Linked DNA regions of Homo sapiens: region 1 is linked to region 2. A link is an interaction called in ENCODE POLR2A ChIA-PET data of the cell type or tissue named here. Cell type or tissue: HepG2. All regions are shown on one strand. Each heading gives the region's core, and the rest is flanking DNA. Links, peaks and the distances in the headings are about the cores only.

Region 1 (5,383 bases), core at 114-5,113, 330 kb after region 2:
TGGGCAACAGAGTAAGACCCCGCCTCAGAAAAAAAAAAAAAAAAAGGAAGGAAGGAAGGAATGAAGGGAGGGAGGGAGGGAGGGAGGGTTCCATTATCCTTGCACGGTATAAGAATACAGCAGTCTCTTGAGAGGTCGAGACGGGTGGATCACGAGATCAGGAGATCAAGACCATCCTGGCTAACACGGTGAAACCCCGTCTCTACTAAAAAACAAAAAATTAGCCGGGCTTGGTGGCGGGTGCCTGTAGTCCCAGCTACTCAGGAGGCTGAGGCAGGAGAATGGTGTGAACCTGGGAGGTGGAGCTTGCAGTGAGCCGAGATCGCGCCACCGCACTCCAGCCTGGGGGACAGCGAGGCTCCGTCTCAAAAAAAAGAATACAGCAGTATCCACCTGTTAAGATCTCTAGAGCCATGCTAGAGATATTTATTTTCAATATAATTTATTTAATTGTAAGTTTATATAACCATTTTAATAATGGCTATGTTTAACAATCAGGTCACAAAATTCCTGAAAATTTAACAGTTGGCTCTGGTTGGCCTAAGAGAACTGGCTTCAGCTCCTTGGTGCTGAGCCTGGGCTGCTCTGCCTAAACTCTCTGCCTGTTGGCACTTGATCATCTTTCAGATCTTGGCCAAGCAGTACTTGGTTAAAGAATTCTCAGTGCATTCTGCCACAGCTCGTCACACTTGGGTTAGCTAATTCTATGTACGATTATTGTTTGATTGTTGCTTTGACCGCTTATCATGTCAGCTCCACGAAAGCTGGGGCTTTCATCTATGTTTGTCCTGTCCCCTCCTGTATCTCCCATGCCATTCACAGGGCCTGGTACCCAGGAGGTGCCCAATTAACATCCATTTAAGAAATAAATGGGCTGGGCATGGTGGCTCACACCTGTAATCCCAGCACTTTGGGAGGCCAAGGAGGGTGGCTCACCTGAGGTCAGGAGTTCGAGACCAGCCTGGCCAACGTGGCAAAACCCTGTCTCTACTAAAAATATAAAAATTAGCCACACACGGTGGCATGTGCCTATGGTCCTAGCTACTCGGGAGGCTGAGGCAGGAGAATCGCTTGAGTCCAGGAGGTGGAGGTTACCGTGAGCTGAGATCGCACCACTGCACCCCATCCTGGGCAACAGAGACTCCGTCTCAAAAAAAAAAAAAGAAAGAAAAGAAATAAATGAATGAGAAATTTCCATTAAGGCTTTCTCTACTTACATGTGCAAGTTTTGGTGATGTTATGGAGAAATTAGATAAAATTTTGCACATAAAGAGTGAATGATTTGTTTACTAACTGGCCCATTCGTCAACTCTTTGCAGTAGTTCCATCTTTTTGTACCGTGGACCCTGTTGGTTGTCTGAGGAAGCCTGTGATCCCGTTCTCAGGACAAAAAAATGCACAGGCTTGCAAAGAAATCCAATTACATTAAAATGCAGTTCCCCTAAAAATGTTAAAACAAATGTATAATATGGTAATATGTGTGCATTTTTATTAACACATTAAGTGACAAGATGCAGTGCAGATTCTAACAACTGTAATTTTGAGATAGCAATAACTATAGAGGATACTTCCTATTATTTGTAACTCTGGTGTAAGATGAAAATATCTGGTTTCCACTGGCAACAAAGTCTCAAGGACTGCTAATTCTGCTGTGGTTTGCCTATATTCAAAAGGTGGAAAATAGGCCGGGCGTGGTGGCTCACGACCGTAATCCCAGCACTTTGGGAGGCCAAGGTGGGCAGATCACGAGGTCAGGAGTTCGAAACGAGCCTGGCCAACATGGCATAACCCTGTCTCTACTTAAAATACAAAAATCAGCTGGGCGTGGCAGCACACGCCTGTAGTCCCAGCTACTCAGGAGGCTGAGGTACAAGAATCGCTTGAGCCTGGCAGGCAGAGGTTGCAGTGAGTCAGGATCGCGCCACTACACTCCAGCATGGACGACAGAGCGAGACTCTGTCTCAAACAAAAAAAAAAAAAAGAAAGAAAGGGGAAAAATGAGAAAATGCAGATTAGAGTATATATGTGTTTTTGTTTGTTTGTCTGTTTGTTAATCAATGTATCATAAATTCTATCCCAGGACTGCTTGGGAGTCCGTGGACACCTGGTTAAGGATTCCTATGGACAGATCAATTAACCCAAGGGCTCCAGGAGATGCAGATCAAAGACCGCCACACAAGAAAGAGGCCACACAGATAAAGAGCCCAGGACCTGCTGTCAGACCTCCCCAGATTCAGATTCTTAGGCCTGCCCCTTATAGGCTGTGTGACCTCGGACAAGTTCCTTATTTACTCTGAGCCTGAGTGTCCTCGCTCGTAAAATGGGTCTAACAACGACCACCTCCAAGAAAGATCACGATGCTGAAATGACTCAGAACAGTGCCTGGAGTGGAAGAGCTGCTGGGAAAATAATAACTGCTATTTCTACATCAGTTATGCCAGTTCTTTTTGACCTAAGAAACTCCAGCGCTTTTAATACAATCAAACTGGGTTATTGGTGACTTACAGAGGAGACCCTAGGCAGGTAACTATTGAACCTTGAAAACCGTAACATGGACACAGAGTAGAGAGCCCATTTATCTCAACTGGATTCTTCTCAGTGGACTTCGAGCTTCTTATCAGAAAAACACTTTGATGACAGCGCTTAGTGCTTAACAGCTTAAGAGCAGTTCAAACATGCGCCAGAGGCTTGCTGAGGAGGCCCGCCCTCCAGATTCTGCAAATAGATACACTGGGGTGAGCCTGCAGCCCAATTTGCCCAGGACTGTCCTGGTTAATGCTTGCGGTCCCCGTGTGATTATTAATAGTATCTGTTGTATCCATACGAGCGTCCCAATTTAGATGATCCTATAGATGGTCACTGTTGATAAGGACCATGGCTGCCTTCTCCCTTAGCTGCCAAGCTGTGTATAGGATATTGTTTCTCCTTGGCAGAATTCAGAAAGTAAGTTTGGACCCTCTGGAATTCTGGTCCTTTTCTTCTAGGTTTCAGGCATCATTATTGCATAGGAGCTTTGAAGTCCAAAGTAATCTAGAGTTAGAATGACCAGACATCCTGGTTTCTTGGATTTTATTTTAAGTGGGAGGGGAGTTACTGAAGGGGTGATTATATATCAGTTCACTTAATCCTTATACTTATATATTAATAGCCCAGGCTTGGTGGCTCACACTTGTAACCCCAGGACTTTGGGAGGCTGAGGCAGAAGGATCGCTGAGCTCAGGAGATTGAGATCAGCCTGGGCAACACAGTAAGATCCCCATGTCTACCAAAAATTTAAAAACTTCAGCCAGGTGTGGAGGTACACACGTGTAGTCCCACCTACGCAGGAGGCTGAGGAGAATCACTTGAGTCCAGCAGGTTGAGGCTCAATGAGCCATAATCACACCACTGCCACTACACTCCAGCCTGGGCGACAGAGTGAGAACCTGTCTCAAAATAAAAATAAAAATATTATCATACTTAATAATAACGCTCTGGGGGTAAACATTGTTATTCCCATTGATGCATGAGAAGAGTAAGGCCCAGAAAGAAAAAATAACCTGTCCAGAGCCTCACAAATGGTAAACAATAGAGTCTGGACTTGATTCCAGATCACTTGACCAACTGCCCTGATTTGCAGATCCTCTGAGTTCAACCAAAGAAATGAGCACAAAAAAATCTCTCTGTGCCTGCAGGTGTGACATTCTTAACCCTGTCTTTAATACAACTGCCACATCCCAGCGTTCCTTGACAGACTGTGGAGCACACCTAAGCCACCTTGCTTGCCATAGGGTTTGGCTCCATGACCTTGATGTGAGTTCATAGATTTGTTTGCAGTTGTGAAAATTAAATGAGAGAGCGAGATTTCATTGTGTGTGTGGAGTGTGTGTGTGTGTGTTGGGGGAGGGAGGAGAACAAACGATTTTAAATTCAGCCTAAAATTAAATGCACATTGGATGCATGCCAAACGGACTCCACAACCACCAGACTTTGCAAGTTTCAACGATTTCCAAGTCCTTCCTTTGTTTTTTTTTCTTTTTTTGAGACGGAGTCTCACTGTGTCGCCAGGCTGGAGTGCAGTGGTGCGATCTTGGCTCACTGCAAGCTCTGCCTCCCAGGTTCAAGCAATTCTCCTGCCTCAGCCTCCTGAGTAGCTGGGATTACAGGCACGCACTACCACGCCCAGCTAATTTTTGTATTTTTAGTAGAGATGGGGTTTCACTATGTTGGCCAGGATGGTCGCAATCTCCTGACCTCATGATCCGTCTGCCTTGGCCTCCCAAAGTGCTGGGATTACAGGCATGAGCCACTGTGCCCAGCCTGCAAGCCCTTCTTCTGCCGAGTGCTATGCTAGTTTCTAGAAGAAGAGGGATGTTACTCATTCATCTGCTATGCATGGTCCACTATGTTCCAAGGTGGGAGACGTGTACAGAGGTGAGCACCTCCAGCCTTCAGGCCACTTATATTCCCAGGTGTAGGTGATAGATAGGCAAATGCGTGCACTCTGGTTGTTGAAGATGTAGAGCAATTGGACTCCTCCTGCACCACTTGTGGTCATGTAAAATGGTATGGCCACTTTGGAGAACATTCTGGCAGTTCCCTGTTTGGTTAAATATAGAGTTACCATATCACCCAGCAATTCCACTCCTAGGTATTTTACCCAAGAGAAATGAAAACACATGTTCACACACAGACTTGCACATGACTGTTTATAGCAGCAATATTCACAATAGACAGAAGGTGGAAACAACCCAAATGTCCATTACAGGATGAATGGATAAACAAAATGTAGCATATGCATACAATTGCTTATCCATAAAAAGAAATGAGGTTCTGACACATGCTGTAATATGGATGAACCTTGAACATTACAGTAAGCGAAAGAAGCCAGTCACAGAGACCATATATTTTATAATTCCATTTATATGAAATGCCCAGAATGGGTCAATCATTAGAGACAGAAAGTAGGTTAGTGCTTGTTCAGGGATGGGAGGACATGAAGGAAGAGGGTAATAACGGAAGGGTTTGGGCTTTCTTGAAGTGATGAAAATGTTCTAAGGTCAATGGTGGTGGTGGTTTTACAATTCTGCGAATGTACTAAAAACCATTGGATTGTACGGTTTAAATAGATGAATGAAATGATATGTGAATTATATATCCAAAAATGCTGTTAAAAACAAAACAAGTATATCCCGGACCATCAGAGAGAAAATAGAGTAGGAGTGTCTAAATCTTTTTGTGTTGCTGTAAAGGAACACCACAGGATGGATAATTTACAAAGGGAAGAGTTGGGAGGCCAAGGTGGGAGGACCACTTGAACCCAGGGCTTTGAGACCAGCCTGGGTAGCAGAGCGAGACCCTATCTCTGTAAAAAATTTAAAAATTAGCCAGGCGTGGTGGTGCA
Region 2 (5,383 bases), core at 328-5,327:
CTCGTGCTATTCCTGCAATAGTGAATAAGTCTCATGAGATCTGATGGTTTTAAAAACGGGAGTTTCCCCGCACAAGCTCTCTCTCTTTGCCTGCTGCCATCCACATAAGATGTGACTTGCTCCTCATTGCCTTCCGCCATGATTGTGAGGCCTCCCCAGCCATGTGGAACTGCTGGGTCCATTGAACCTCTTTCTCTTCCCAGTCTCAGGTATGTCTTTATCAGCAGTGTGAAAATGGACTAATACATTAAAACACATACATAGAAGCAAAAGCTGACCATCTGTAGTGACAGGTGAGAAGGTAGAGTATATGGGTATAGCTGGGTTGGTAATTTGTTGGTGGAAGTATGTAGAATTGTTCTTCTGATAGCTTCTATTTTACTTTGGCCAAGAATGAGACCAGGTATAAAAGAGATGAAGATATGGGAAAGTCACCCTAGGAAAAGAATAAATTGCCTAGAGGCATGTAGAAGGATAGTCAGACAGCACTAAGGTTTCATTTGATGTCTGTGGTCATGAACTTAAAATGAGTTCACTCAGCATGTTGGTATGCTTTTCAATGGGTTAGATGTTAGCGCCATGCTTTAGATTTCTCAGGGCTGAGGTTTTGCAAGATTTGAACAAAGGAGGGTGATAGGGTGTGTTAGCAAGCCTCCGAGATGACCTGCCATGGTCCTTGTCTTCTGGTATTCATGCCCTTGTGTGATTTTCTCCTCTCCCACACTGAGTATGGATAGCCTTTAGGACTACTTAGATATTATGAAGACAATGATATATGACTTTCAAAACTAGATCCTAAAAGACATAGTGACTTTCACCTTCCCTTTTCTTGGCTCACTGTCTCTGGGCAAAGTCAGCCACCATACCATGAGGACACTCAACAAGTCCTATGGAAAGACCCACATGACAAGGAACTAAGGCTCCCTGCCAAAAACCAGGGCTAACTCTCCAGGCATGTGAGTGAGTCAACCTGGAAGTGAACCCCCCCAGCCCCAGTATGATCTTTAGATAACTATACTCATGAGATACCTACAGGCAGAATCACCCAACTAAGCCAGCCTGGTTTCTTGATCTACAAATGCTGTGTGAGATAACAAATTCTTCTTATTTTAAACTGCTAAATTTTTTGTTTAATTTGTTACACAGCAATAGATAACTCATACCAAAGGACAGGATATTTTCAAGGGAGTGATTTTAGTGATAAACCATGGATAAGGAGATGGATAAGGAGGGAAGAGAGAAAGTATAGGGAGGGAAGAGTGGAAGTATAGGGAGTGAAAACACAGTTGGGTGGATTATGATTGAACAAGATCCCAACTTCTCACCATGGCCCGCATAACCAGCTCCCATTGCTTTCTGACATAGTCCCCTATCCCCCACCCTCTTTCTCATGGAGCAGAGCCACACAGATTCTGTTGATGTTCTTGTTGTTTCTTTAATAAACCAAGCTCTTCCCTGCCTGAGGACTTCTTCCAATTGTGAGTCCTTTACCCAGAACACTCTTCCCTGCCTGAGGACTCTTCCAATTGTGAGTCCTTTACCCAGAACACTCTTCCTCTAGATCATTCCATTGCTGACTCTTTCTTATTCTTTAGATCTCAGGATAAAATTCACATATTCAGAGAGAACCACCTCATCTAATGTGGCCATCGCGCAACTCTCACAAATTATGTTACACCATCATCCCTTCTTAGCCCCTTCATATCCCATAGCACTGTCTAAAATTATTTTATTAGTTTGTCCATTTGCCTACTTATCTAGCTCCTCAACAAGAATAGAATAGAAAAAGGACCTCGTTTATCTTGCTCACTTTTGTGTTTTCAGGCATCTCAAATAGTGCCTTCATCATAGAAGGATCATCATAAATAGTGACTGTGTGAGTGGACAAATAAGAAGAAGCAAATAGAATAGCTTGAATCTGCTTTACACAACAGCACAGAGTACTGACAAGGAAATGCCAGTTAAACTGTAACTGAGCACAGTGAGAGAGCAGCCTCGAGTGGCTGAACAAAAGACACCTTTCACTTTGGAGGATCCCAAACTGCCATTCATGACTCAGCTCCGGGAAGGAAGACAAGCACAGCTAAACCAGATCCTGGCTTCTGGATGGAAATGTCACTTCAGCCACAGTAACAAGTATTCTGATATGACAGGAAGGAGGTGGGAAGGAATCCTGCATGTGACCATCTCTCTATCCCTACACTTTATCCAATCCTATTTAGGGAACTTCAGAAGCACCCCACTTTAGTTTGTCAGGACTTCTTCAGCCCTCTGAATATGGCCACATGGTGATGTCAGCGTTATCCGGGCAGCCATTTCTCCAGTTTTGTGGATCTTCAAAGAAAATTCCACTGAAACATGAGTGATCTCATATTCATTCGTTGCCATGCATTGCTTTATGTTCCATCCTAATTGGGCACTCTGAACCCAACATCAACACATTATTGGCAACTAAACCCACAGCAGCCTTGCCCCAATTATGAATTTATAAGCTTTTGACACACCACATGAGGCATGTTTAACCGTTAAAGACAAACTCAGGAACAGTTGGCTCTTATTCTCAGCTGCATGTTGCTCCATGACTGCAATTGGGCAACCCTAGACTTCAAAGGATGTGAAACCCGACTCCATCTCTTCGTGAATCACTATCCTTTCAGAGTAAATCCCAGCACATTGCAGAACCATTAAGACACATGTTTTATGTCTCAACCAGGGAAACAAATTCCTGTGTTGAAAATGAAACCATTTTCCCTCTTCCTGATGAAAGGTATGAGATCTTGTTTTGAAAACTGTTGCAGAGTAATCACAAATTCATCATCATATTTGGGAACTGGGATGATTCATAACCAGTCATTCTTAATAAGTGGCAGATTTAAGTAGCTCACAGTCAATTGTATAACAATTGGAAAGACTTCATTGCATCCAGCCTGAAACCACAGCTCTCAGGACAGGTCCCAAGAGTCACTTGAGTGGTGAAAGCAACACTTAGTATTGGACACTGGGCACAAATATGCAAATGATGGTTAAAGGAAGTGAAGAAATACACTATTTATAATGTTTATCACTTTTTTGTTTTTTTTTTCCTCTTCCTATATGTTGTAAGTAGTAAGCATTTATCTAAAAGAACCCTACCAAAAATCTTGTTTTCTTTTGATATTTAAGACCAATGCTCATATCCTGAAGAGGAAGTCCTGAGCAATTTTTCAAGTTTCAAAATTAAACCTGTCCTACCTGAATCTGACTCTTATTCACTAAAAAATAAAAAAGGACAGAAAAGAGCTCTCCATGATTCCAGTGGAAGTTTAGGGCCCTTATTAGGCTGAGAAAGGCTTCAAGAATCAGAGAGATACTGAGCAGAAGACAAAGAAGAAGACAGAAGACAAAGAAGAGAAAAGCAGGAGAGAGGAAAATGAGGAGAAGGAGAAGTGCTGAGCAGAAGAATAAAAGACAAGCCATGCAGAAGCAAAACAAAGCCAAAGGCGCTCCTTTGCTGACTGCGGGTGGATTCACTGACTCTGAGACGCCATGTGGCTCTGCCTGGAATCGAGGCTCTTGAGAAAGAATGCCCTAGTTGGAGGAGCGTGTCTGGGATCACATCAGCCCATCCATCTGTTTGTCCTCCCAACTAGATCCGTCTCTGCCCTCCTCTAGCCCCGAGAGGCTGCCTTCCACATGGGCATCACTGGGCTCCAGCTCCTTTGCCAGTGCCTACATTTGGGCTCAGCCAATGGAAGCAGGCACCAGCTGGATATCAGAGGCTGAGAAGTGAGAGAGATCAGAGCCCTGCCTCTATGGCCTCTCTGGCCACGTGTCTGGCACTGGCTTCCTTCCTCTAGGCTACAGCTCCTCCCAAAGGCCCCTCCTTCACTGCCTCAGTTTCACTTAGCATCTGCAAAAATTATTTCATCTTCTTGGCCCTTCAGGCTAAGCTTTCCTTATGACTTCGCACGGTGGTTAGTCTTGGGTGTCTCATCCTCCCTTGCTAGTTTTCTTAACCTACCCATGCCTTTAGAAATAGTAACTAAAAAAAATCTCTGGTTCTCCTCAAGGATCTAGAACCAGAAATACCATTTGACCCAGCAATCCCATTACTGGGTATGTACCCAAAGGATTATAAATCCTTCTAGTATAAAGACATATGCACATGTATGTTCATTGCAGCACTATTCACAATAGGAAAGACTTGGAAACAACCCAAATGCCCATCAATGATAGACTGGACAAAGGAAATGTGTCACATATACTTCACGGAATACTATGCAGCCATAAAAAAGGATGAGTTCATGTCCTTTGCAGGGACATGGATGAAACTAGAAACCATCATTCTCAGCAAATGAAAACAGGAACAGAAAACCAAACACCTCATATTCTCACTCATAAGTGGGGGTTGAACAGTGAGAACACGTGGACACAGGGAGGGGAACATCACACACCGGGGCCTGTCCGGGGGTTGGGGGGTTAGGGGAGGGATAGCATTAGGAGAAATACCTAATGTAGATGACGGGTTGATGAGTGCAGCAAACCACCATGGCACGTGTATACCTATGTAACAAACTTGCATGTTCTGCACATGCATCCCAGAACTGAAAGTATAATTTCAAAAGGAAAGAAAAAAGTCTCTGGTCAAACATCTGAATGGAATTCTGTTTTCTGCTGGGACTCTGAGCAGTACAGGAAGCAAGGACCTACCATCTGGTGCCCTCCTAGTAGCAGCTGCTCCAACTTTGGCAGATGTGGGGAACTTGAGATTTTCCACTCACCATCACCATCATCATCAGCACCCTGATCCGGATGTGGAAGGTATGCGTGTGTCTCTCCTAGGGAGGTTTGTGGGCTTGTTTTTACTTGGCATAACCTCTCCTCTTTCCAAATACCTTGGACCTCCCTGGTCTAAGCAGAAAGGGGAGAGAATTTGTTTTTCTTTTTGCACAAATAAATATAAAGAAAATGTGTATCAGGTAGATATGATAAGTGTATCCCACTAGCCATTGCCCAATCCCTTTTTCTTCTTACCAGTGGAATCCTAACTTCAGATATCAGGTTCTCATAGTAGGTACAGACCATCGGCATCCTTAGAGTTCGTGTCTTGCTTAAAGCCTTGGCCATCCCTGATAATTTTATTCCTCTTCATTCAGTAGGAGGCATATGATTTGAGTCTGGTCAGTGAATTGTGAGGGAAGGTGTTCTTAGGGCTCTGGGGTTCTCCTGGTTTTTAAAACGAAGACACAAAGTGAACTCCCGGCTTCAATGATATCAAAATGGAAAAAGAGGATGGAACTTTCCTGAATCTTTAGTGATGTTGGTTTCTGCTAAATTAACCATCCTCAGGGCCATCCTCCCTCTGCATTTCTAATTCTGTAGGATGATAGATCTCCTTTTGGTG

Evidence for each region. Peaks named below come from ENCODE experiments on the same cell type or tissue, not always from the same donor. Only the 100,000 strongest peaks of a DNase experiment are listed, where the experiment ranks them.
Region 1: POLR2A ChIA-PET joins it to region 2 with 5 read pairs; 1 of 35 experiments calls an interaction of 5 or more read pairs at or near these places.

What each region holds. Positions count from the first base shown.
Region 1 is chr20:53,798,283-53,803,665 of GRCh38, reverse strand. No RefSeq gene overlaps it. Among named protein-coding and RNA genes, the nearest start is that of BCAS1-AS1, 110 kb to the left of the region's middle. RefSeq lists an enhancer at 1,869-2,370 and a silencer at 4,350-4,550. In HepG2, for the core only: no CTCF peak of the experiment used is centred there; DNase peaks (open chromatin) are centred at 2,635 and 3,811; H3K4me3 peaks cover 1,163 bases.
Region 2 is chr20:54,130,200-54,135,582 of GRCh38, reverse strand. No RefSeq gene overlaps it. Among named protein-coding and RNA genes, the nearest start is that of CYP24A1, 41 kb to the left of the region's middle. In HepG2, for the core only: no CTCF peak of the experiment used is centred there; DNase peaks (open chromatin) are centred at 952, 1,992 and 2,632; H3K4me3 peaks cover 1,045 bases.